2 separate regions of the Homo sapiens genome follow, and region 2 is linked to region 1. Evidence: read pairs that join two places in POLR2A ChIA-PET (ENCODE). Cell type or tissue: GM12878. All regions are shown on one strand.

The links. Peaks named below come from ENCODE experiments on the same cell type or tissue, not always from the same donor. Only the 100,000 strongest peaks of a DNase experiment are listed, where the experiment ranks them.
Region 2: POLR2A ChIA-PET joins it to region 1 with 6 read pairs; 2 of 35 experiments call an interaction of 5 or more read pairs at or near these places.

The regions. Positions count from the first base shown.
Region 1 is chr17:47,935,752-47,939,751 of GRCh38, reverse strand. All of the region lies in intron 1 of SP2-AS1 (SP2 antisense RNA 1), which reads left to right. Among named protein-coding and RNA genes, the nearest start is that of SP2-AS1, 3.7 kb to the left of the region's middle. In GM12878, no CTCF peak of the experiment used is centred here; a DNase peak (open chromatin) is centred at 1,625; H3K4me3 peaks cover 473 bases; H3K27ac peaks cover 1,650 bases.
Region 2 is chr17:48,630,469-48,634,468 of GRCh38, reverse strand. The region is part of intron 1 of HOXB-AS4 (HOXB cluster antisense RNA 4); the gene reads right to left. MIR196A1 (microRNA 196a-1) reads left to right here and starts at 1,910; the gene lies at 1,910-1,979. In GM12878, no CTCF peak of the experiment used is centred here; a DNase peak (open chromatin) is centred at 1,941; H3K27me3 peaks cover 216 bases.

The DNA of each region.
Region 1 (4,000 bases):
GCCATTCTCCTGCCTCAGCCTCCCAAGTGGCTAGGACTACAGGCGCCCGCCACCACGCCCAGCTAATTTTTTGTATTTTTAGTAGAGATGGGGTTTCACCACGTTAACCAGGATGGTCTCGATCTCCTGACCTTGTGATCCGCCTGCCTCAGCCTCCCAAATGCTGGCATTACAAGCGTGAGCCACCGCACCTGGCCGAAGTTGTCTTTCTGTATAAGAACATTGCTGTACTCCTGCCCTCCTAAGCCCCTGCAGTTGAACCTGTGTAAGCAGTAGTGAGTGCACTTCAACTCAGATGGGTTTGGTTCATGGGTTTTTTTTTTTTTTTTTTTTGAGACAGAGTCTCCCTCTGTCACTCAGGCTGGAGTGCAGTGGCGCAATCTTGGCTCACTGCAACCTCTGCCTCCTGGGTTCAAGCCATTCTCCTGCCTCAGTCTCCCAAGTAGCTGGGATTACAGGCGTGTGCCACCACACCTGGCTAATTTTTTGTAATTTTAGTAGAGATGGGGTTTCGCCATGTTGGCCAGGCTGGTATGGAACTCCTGACCTCAAGTGATCCACCCACTTCGGCCTCCCAAAGTGCTGGGATTACAGACGTGAGCCACCGTGCCTGGCCATGGGGTTTTTCTTCACACTCAGCACTCCTGGGCTGCTGCTACCCTGGACCTGGATTCTAGGACACCAAGACTAAGATCATCTATGTACTTAAAAGCCAACAGCTCAGTATAGTGGAAGTAGATACATATTTATGTATTAATTCAGTAGACATTTGTTAAATACTTCCTTTGGACCGGGCACTGAACCAGGTCTGAGAATATTGAGATGAAGATGACAACCCGGGCTTGTAGTCTATAGGGGGAGGCAGATTTGTGAGCTTAAGAGTTGTTGCAGATTTTTTTTTTTTTTTTTTTTTGAGACAGAGTCTCACCCTTTCACCCAGTCTGGAGTGCAGTGGCACAATGTTGGCTCACTGCAACCTCCGCCTCCTGGGTTCAAGAGATTCTCTTGCCTCAGCCTCCTGAGATATTTTAACGGGTGTTTCTGTACAGTAAAGAGGAGCAAAAAGAAGAGGATCAAACAGTCAGGAAAGGCTTTGTAAAGGGAGTGGACATTTGATGTCTTAATGAGTAAGTTTTCGCTAGATGGACAATGGAACAGGCGTCCCAGCAAGAGGGAACATTGTGAGTAAAGGCATGGTGCACTTGGGGGAACCTGGAGACATGTAATACTGCTGGAGCAAAGGTGATGAGAAAACAAGCTGAACAAGCAGGCAGGGATAGGTGCTCCTTGCTGCAGAGTCATCATGCAGGTGCCCAGGGTCAGGCTTTTAGACACAATGATTCTGATATTTTATCCTGTGATATTTTTTAGCCTGTGAACCAGTGTCTAGTTCCTGCTTTTTAAAGACCAGATGGGGAGAAAAAGTGCTAGATTCTGACAGCGTCTCCTTCCCTTGGCGATTAGCAAAGAAGTGTGCAGTTGATTGCCCTTTTGTATTTTTCCCTTTGTCTTGAGGATAATAAGTAGACTTGGGTTATGTTTTTCTGCTTAGTTGGATTTGGTTTCTGGGTCACAAAGCAGCCCCTCAGTGCACAACCAGAAGGGAAACAAGCCTGCTAGCTACTTTTGCTACTGACGCAACCACGAGCAGGGACTTTCTGAGTGGGAGAAAGGAATTATTTTACTGTTTCAGTCTTCTCTTGAGAAAGTCTTAAATGAATAGAAAATACATAGTAACATTTTTATTGTACAGAGAGGCACACTGGTTTCTCAAGATGAAACAAAAAAGTCTGCATGGCCGGGTGTGGTGGCTTATGCCTATAATCCCAGCACTTTGGGAGGCCGAGGTGGGTGGATCACTTGAGGTCAGGAGTTTGAGACCAGCCTGGCCAACATGGTGAAACCCTGTCTGTACTAAAAATACAAAAATTAGCCAGGCATGGTGGCGGGCACCTGTAATCTCAGCTACTTGGGAGGCTGAGGCACGAGAATGGCTTGAACCCGGGAGGCGGAGGTTGCAGTGAGCTGAGATCGTGCCACTGCACTCCAGCATTGGCAACAGAGCAAGACTCAGTCTCAAAAGAAAAAAAAAAAAAACGGTCTGCATGTGGGTTTGGGGACTGTGCCTTGCCTGTTTTCTTCTAATGCTTTTCCTTTTTTTTTTTTTTTTTTTTTTGAGACAGAGTCTCACTCTGTTGCCCAGGCTGGAGTGCAGTGGTGCAATCTGGGCTCACTGCAACCTCCGCCTCCCAGGTTCAAGCAATTCTCCTTTCTCAGCTTCCCGAGTAGCTGGGATTACAGGTGTCTGCCACCATACCTGGCTAATTTTTTGTATTTTTAGTAGAGAGGGGGTTTCACTGTGTTGGCCAGGCTGGTTTCGAACTCCTGGCCTCAAGTGATCCACCCTCCTTGGCCTCCCAAAGTGCTGGGATTATAGGCGTGAGCCACCACACCCAGCTACGTTTACTTTCTTAAACCACCTTTTTTCTAATTATCTGACTAAATTATGTATTTCAGTTTTACTTTAGTGATTGGATTTGTGTTTTGGAACCTGGCTCTGGTGACCAAATGGGTGATGAGCAAGGGAGGGTCAGGCTGGTGGCAGGGATAGGTTGGGAGAAGCTGTGGTGTTGTCTAAGTGGAAGGTGGGGGCAGGATCCTGATGCATGAGTATGGCGTAGGGCATGTGGAGAGGAGGGATCCACCCACCAGGGCTGGCTTTAGGTGACACAGGTGGTGCTGTTCATTGAAGTGGGGCTTGTTGGAGGAGGAGGTTTGGGGGAAAGGTGAATTCCTTAGCAACATTTTGAGTGTGAGGGTTGATGGGACACCCATGTTTGGCCAGGTTGGATAATGGAGTCTGGAGCTTCGTGGGGAGGTCAGGGCTGATGATACTGGTTTAGGTAGCATGAGCCTCGAGGTGGCACTTAGAGCCACGAGGGAGGATGAGAATGTCTGAGAAGGGAAGAGGGCCTGGGAGAGTTAGGGAGGGTGGTAGGGAAATGGAGAGTCAAGGAGGAGTGGTAATGATGCTGGTGAAATATAGCATCCAGCTTTCTTTTTTTTAATTTTTTTTTATTTTTTGAGATGGAGTTTCGCTCTTGTCACCCAGGCTGGAGTGCAGTGGCATGATCTCGGTTCACTGCAAACTCCACCTCCTGGGTTCAAGCAGCTCTTCTATCTCAGCCTCCTGAGTAGCTGGGATTACAGGCATGCATGACCACACTCGGATAATTTTTGTATTTTTAGTAGAGACGGGGTTTCACCATGTTGGCCAGGCTGGTCTCAAACTCCTGACCTCAGGTGATCCGCCTGCCTCAGCCTCCCAAAGTGCTGGGATTACAGGTGTGTGCCACCATGCCCGGCCTGTGTCCAGCTTTCTAAGAGGTGAGAGGAAGAAGGCTGATAGCAGAGCAAGGGGTGTGCTGGAGGGCCTGAAGCTCAGGAATTCTTGGGCCCAGCCTTGAAGTGAACTCAGCTTGGAGCCCCAAGAGTAGCAACACCAGGACTTACAGAAGGGCGTGTGCTTGGTGCTCTGCCAGCAGATGCCTAAGCCCTGAGTGGGTTTATCAGAGGCCCAAGGGAGGTGGGTCCTCAGAGGCTTGGGACGAGATCAGAGGAGGCTGAAACTTATCGGTGTCCTGCCTGTTGGTGCTTGTGGCTAACCCTCTAAACGATCCTTGCATGTGCTTATAGATGGCTTCCCAAATACATTGTGGGTGGCTGGTATTCCCTGTTAGAATGGGACCTCCTTCACGAGAGGGACCACATCTCTTAACTTTCTCTGGCTTCTTCTCACAATCCTAGCCCACAAGGTGTGCTCAAAAAATGCTAATCTGTAATGTTTATGCATAAACCACTTTTTTAAGCTTTTCAGTATGATGGGTGTTACGTATGGTGAGTAGGGTGCAGGACATTTTTGCACATGGTGGGAGCAGGGCTGAGTGTGTGTTTTGTTGTTTTGGTTTTTTTTCTTTTCTTTCGTTTTTTTTGTTTGTTT
Region 2 (4,000 bases), 690 kb before region 1:
CGCCTGTAATCCCAGCACTTTGGGAGGCCGAGGAGGGTGGATCACGAGGTCAGGAGTTCAAGATCAGCTTGGCCAATATTGTGAAACCCCGTCTCTACTAAAAATACAAAAATTAGCCGGGCGTGGTGGCGGGCGCCTGTAGTTCCAGCTACTCGGGAGGCTGAGGCAGGAGAATCGCTTGAACCGGGAGGCGGAGGTTGCAGTGAGCCGAGATCGCGCCACTGCACTCCAGCCTGGGTGACACAGCAGGACTCTGTCAAAAAAAAAGAAAAAAGAAAAAACCCGCTTTCAGCGGAAAGATGCAAAAAATGGAGGCCACCGGGCGTGGTTGGGAGAGCCTGGGCTTTCGCAAGGAAGCGCCAGGGAGCCCAGTTCTGCTCTAGCGAGAAGCAGGGAGCCTCATCCCAAGCCCGGCGGGCCGAGCCGATCATAGGGTCTGCGCGGGGCTCTGTGGATTTTCCGTGTAGGCGGCGGCTTCCAGTCTCTGCCGGGCGCGGGCTGGGTCAGCGCCGACTCCTCCGAGAGAAGAGCGCGCCTGGCGGCCGGTTCGGCGGAGGCCAAGTCCCGGGGGCTGGGGCTGCTTCTCTCCACGCGGACAAAGTGTGCGGGCAAAGAAAGGGGCCGAGGCGGGTGCTTCTGCCGCTCGTAAATTTGTTTCCCCTTCCTTTTAATCCGCCCCCGGACGTCTTTCTTTTCAGGACAGGAGGGGATGTAAACCGTTTGAAGTTCATCAACACGGTGAAGTTTTATTGTATTTCCGGTCCCCAAGATTTATACCCGGGAGGGGGAGCGGGCGGCCAGGTGGACTCCCTCGCTACCTCGGACTTCCCTGCCGGACACGTGGCCACTCGGACCCTCGCTTCTGGGCGAGGGCGGGAGGGAGCCTGGACTGGGCCGCGGCCGCTGGCTCCGCACCTTCCGACGGCCGCGCACTGCCGGCACCGCCGCCGCCCAGGTAAGTCCGCCGCCGCCCTCGGCCTGCACAGCTGCGTTTTTGCGATGGGTGCGGGTGTGAGCGTGAGCACCTGTGAGCAGGCGGGTGTCTGGAGAGGCAGAGGTGAGGAGCGGGCACGTTAGGGGGCCAAGGACCCAGACCGAAGGTCAGGAAGGAGGAAGCAAATTTGTTCTCTGTGTCCCAATCCCAGTCCTTAGCCTCTCAGTCCTTATTCTGCGAAGATTCGGAATGAATTGTCTTACCTGGGGCAGCTCGGCCTCTGCAGAGCCAGGGCCCTGGGACATTTTGGGCAGGGTGCCTTCACAGCAACTGTTCAGATCAACCGGCTTTCCCCTCCAAATCCCATTCTTCCTCTGTTTGTTCCCTAGAATTCCCGAAACTTTCTGACACTCTGCTTTTCCACCTTTCTCTCTGTCACTTTCTTTCTCAGCACTCTTTTGTCTCACTCTCCTGTCTGAGCCCCAATCTCAAAGCTGGGGGGTGTGTAGGACTTGAAGATCTGGCCTCTCAGAGCTACACTGGGAGGCTGGGTGACCTGGAATACAGGGGCTAGCAGGGTGCTGAGTATAGATGCACCTTCGTATCTGTTTGAAGTTGAGAATTCTTTTTATCTGTGGAGACCTCCAGCTGGGCTGAGAGGCAGAGACTGAGCAGGTATATCAAAGAGGCCCTGCCCAGGCTTGTGCCTGTGTCTAGGGTCTTCTTCTCTGGCCAGGGCTCCTGGAAGGCAGCAAATGTCTCTGGAATCTGAGCTATCAGGACCGGCTCCAAAATGGTTTTACCTAGAGTCCTGGGTTCAGTTCTTCCGATGTGTTGTTTAGTAGCAACTGGGTTCTTCTGTTGGGGAAGAGGTGGAGCAAAATGAAGTTAAGCCGCTTTTTGGCCCACAAAAAAATGGCCACAGGGTTTGCCCCCAGTGAGCTCTTGACCTAGAGCTTGAATTGGAACTGCTGAGTGAATTAGGTAGTTTCATGTTGTTGGGCCTGGGTTTCTGAACACAACAACATTAAACCACCCGATTCACGGCAGTTACTGCTCCTTGCTTAGCTGGAGGAGTTGGGGGAGGGGAGCAGAATCAGGACTGGAAGATCAACCTTGCAAAATGGGGAAGAGGTTTGAGGTCCTTCATCCAGGAGCAACAAGGATGTTCCCCCAGAGAAGAGATCTGGGAAGTGTCTTCCCACTTCTGAATGTTTTTTTGTGTGTGTGTTAGGAGGGGAAGGGGGATGAGGAGCAGTCAACTCTCCCGAGGCACCTCCCTGGCCCTGTTGGGCTGTTCAGCCCAACCCAAAGATGGCAGTCAGAGCTCCAACTTCCAGCCTTAGGGTCTCTGAGCTCTCAACTACATCCAGAACTTTCCAGAGAAACTCTCCCCAACTTCACAAATATTTGATTTCAAAAGAAATGCAGGGGGTTCTTGAGGTTTTTGTAACTCTTTGCGGGCTGGTGCTCCACCTCAGCAGGAAGCTTCAGGTCCTTGAAGAGGGCTCAGTAGGTCTCATTCTGAAAGGCAAACACTGAGAGCTCTTGCAATCTCAGCCTAAAGCCCTCAGGGTCCTGTCGAAGGCCCCCTATGGGACCAGACCTACAGAAGTAGGTCCGAAAAGTCCTTCCTTTCCTAATCCCTCAGTTGACTTTTTCCTCCCCACCCACCCCAGTGGCCAAAGGCTTCCCACTGGCCTTGGGCTGGGCTGGGGGTACACATAGGTCCTGAGTGCCACCTCCTTGGAGAGGGGCCTGACTTGCAAGCTAATGGGGAGCCCAGGTTGTTGGACAATTCAACCCCGACTGATGCAGTGACAAGGGATGAAACCAGGGGTTGGGCAGGGCAAGACTCTGATACCCTCTCTGACCTCGGTCCTCTTAAGGCTGTTGGCCCTGTGCCCAGGAAAGGAATAACTAGAAGTGCTGGTGGAAGAAGGGGGACTTTCCAAAGCATAAGCTAACTTTTGTTCCCAAACCTTCCCCCTGCTGCTTGAGGCAGAGGAAATGTGCAAAGGGGCCCGGGAAAGAGGCCCGACCGGATGGGGCTTCGGCGCCAGGCTGACTTGGAGGGCCAGGGGGTCTCTGAACAAGGGGCTTCTGCTAGAGCAGAGGGGCATTAGGGAGACCCACCCCTAGCCTAGGGGAAATGGAGCCTTCAACCCACTGTCCTGATAAGCAAAGGCTAACAACTCTGTCCCTTGACAGTTTCTCATCCTCTGGTCTGGGTGGAGATGGCCTGGCGCGTCCCTGCGGCCTTATCTCACTTCTCCCTGGGCCTCTCACAAACCTGCCCAGTCACTCAGAGCCTGACTGTCTTCCATCCCTGGTGTCCCTTGGCCACCCCCTCCCAGGAAAAGTGCTGTAAAAAGAAAAAAGGAGAATGTTAGAGAGAAAGGAGGAAATAAAGTCTTTGGAAAGCAGAGTTTTACAACAGCCACAGGTTTTATGGAAGCAATTTCGTAATAACCTTCTACCTGCTCGCCTCCTTTCCGCCTGCCTGCCGCCCACCCCGTTTGGCCTCCTGGATGCCCCCTCCCAAGGAGTCAGCCACCCCCATCGCCTTGGATATCCTTGATGGCTGAGAGTTGGTAAGAAGATTCCTGAGGTGGGCTTGGGCCACTGACCTCTCAGTCCTTCCTTTCACCTCTGACATCCTGGGAGGGAGGTTTGGCAGAAGATTTCATTACTTCACAATTAAGATCCCCACTTGGGGGGTGTGGAAGCACCGAGATTTGAACCTGAGTATGCAGATTCGATGTGATACCTGTTTTGGAGGCCGTTTTGCATAAAGGGTAAGGATTTTGCGATCTTGTGTCCTTTCCCACTGGGGCAAGTGTCCTCATGCCTCACTCTTTCCCAGAGTGGGTCTGGACTGTGATCTTGAGTCTGAAGAAATACCTCTGGTGCTTGGAGACATAGATTTGGGGACTTTTCTAATTTTGTTGTACACAGCAGTGCTTTTGCTTGACCTCCACAGTCACTTTCACACTCGGCTCATCTCTGTCCACCTCTGCTTCATAATTCTGTGAGACACATGTGCTTATAAGTAACTGTGCCTCC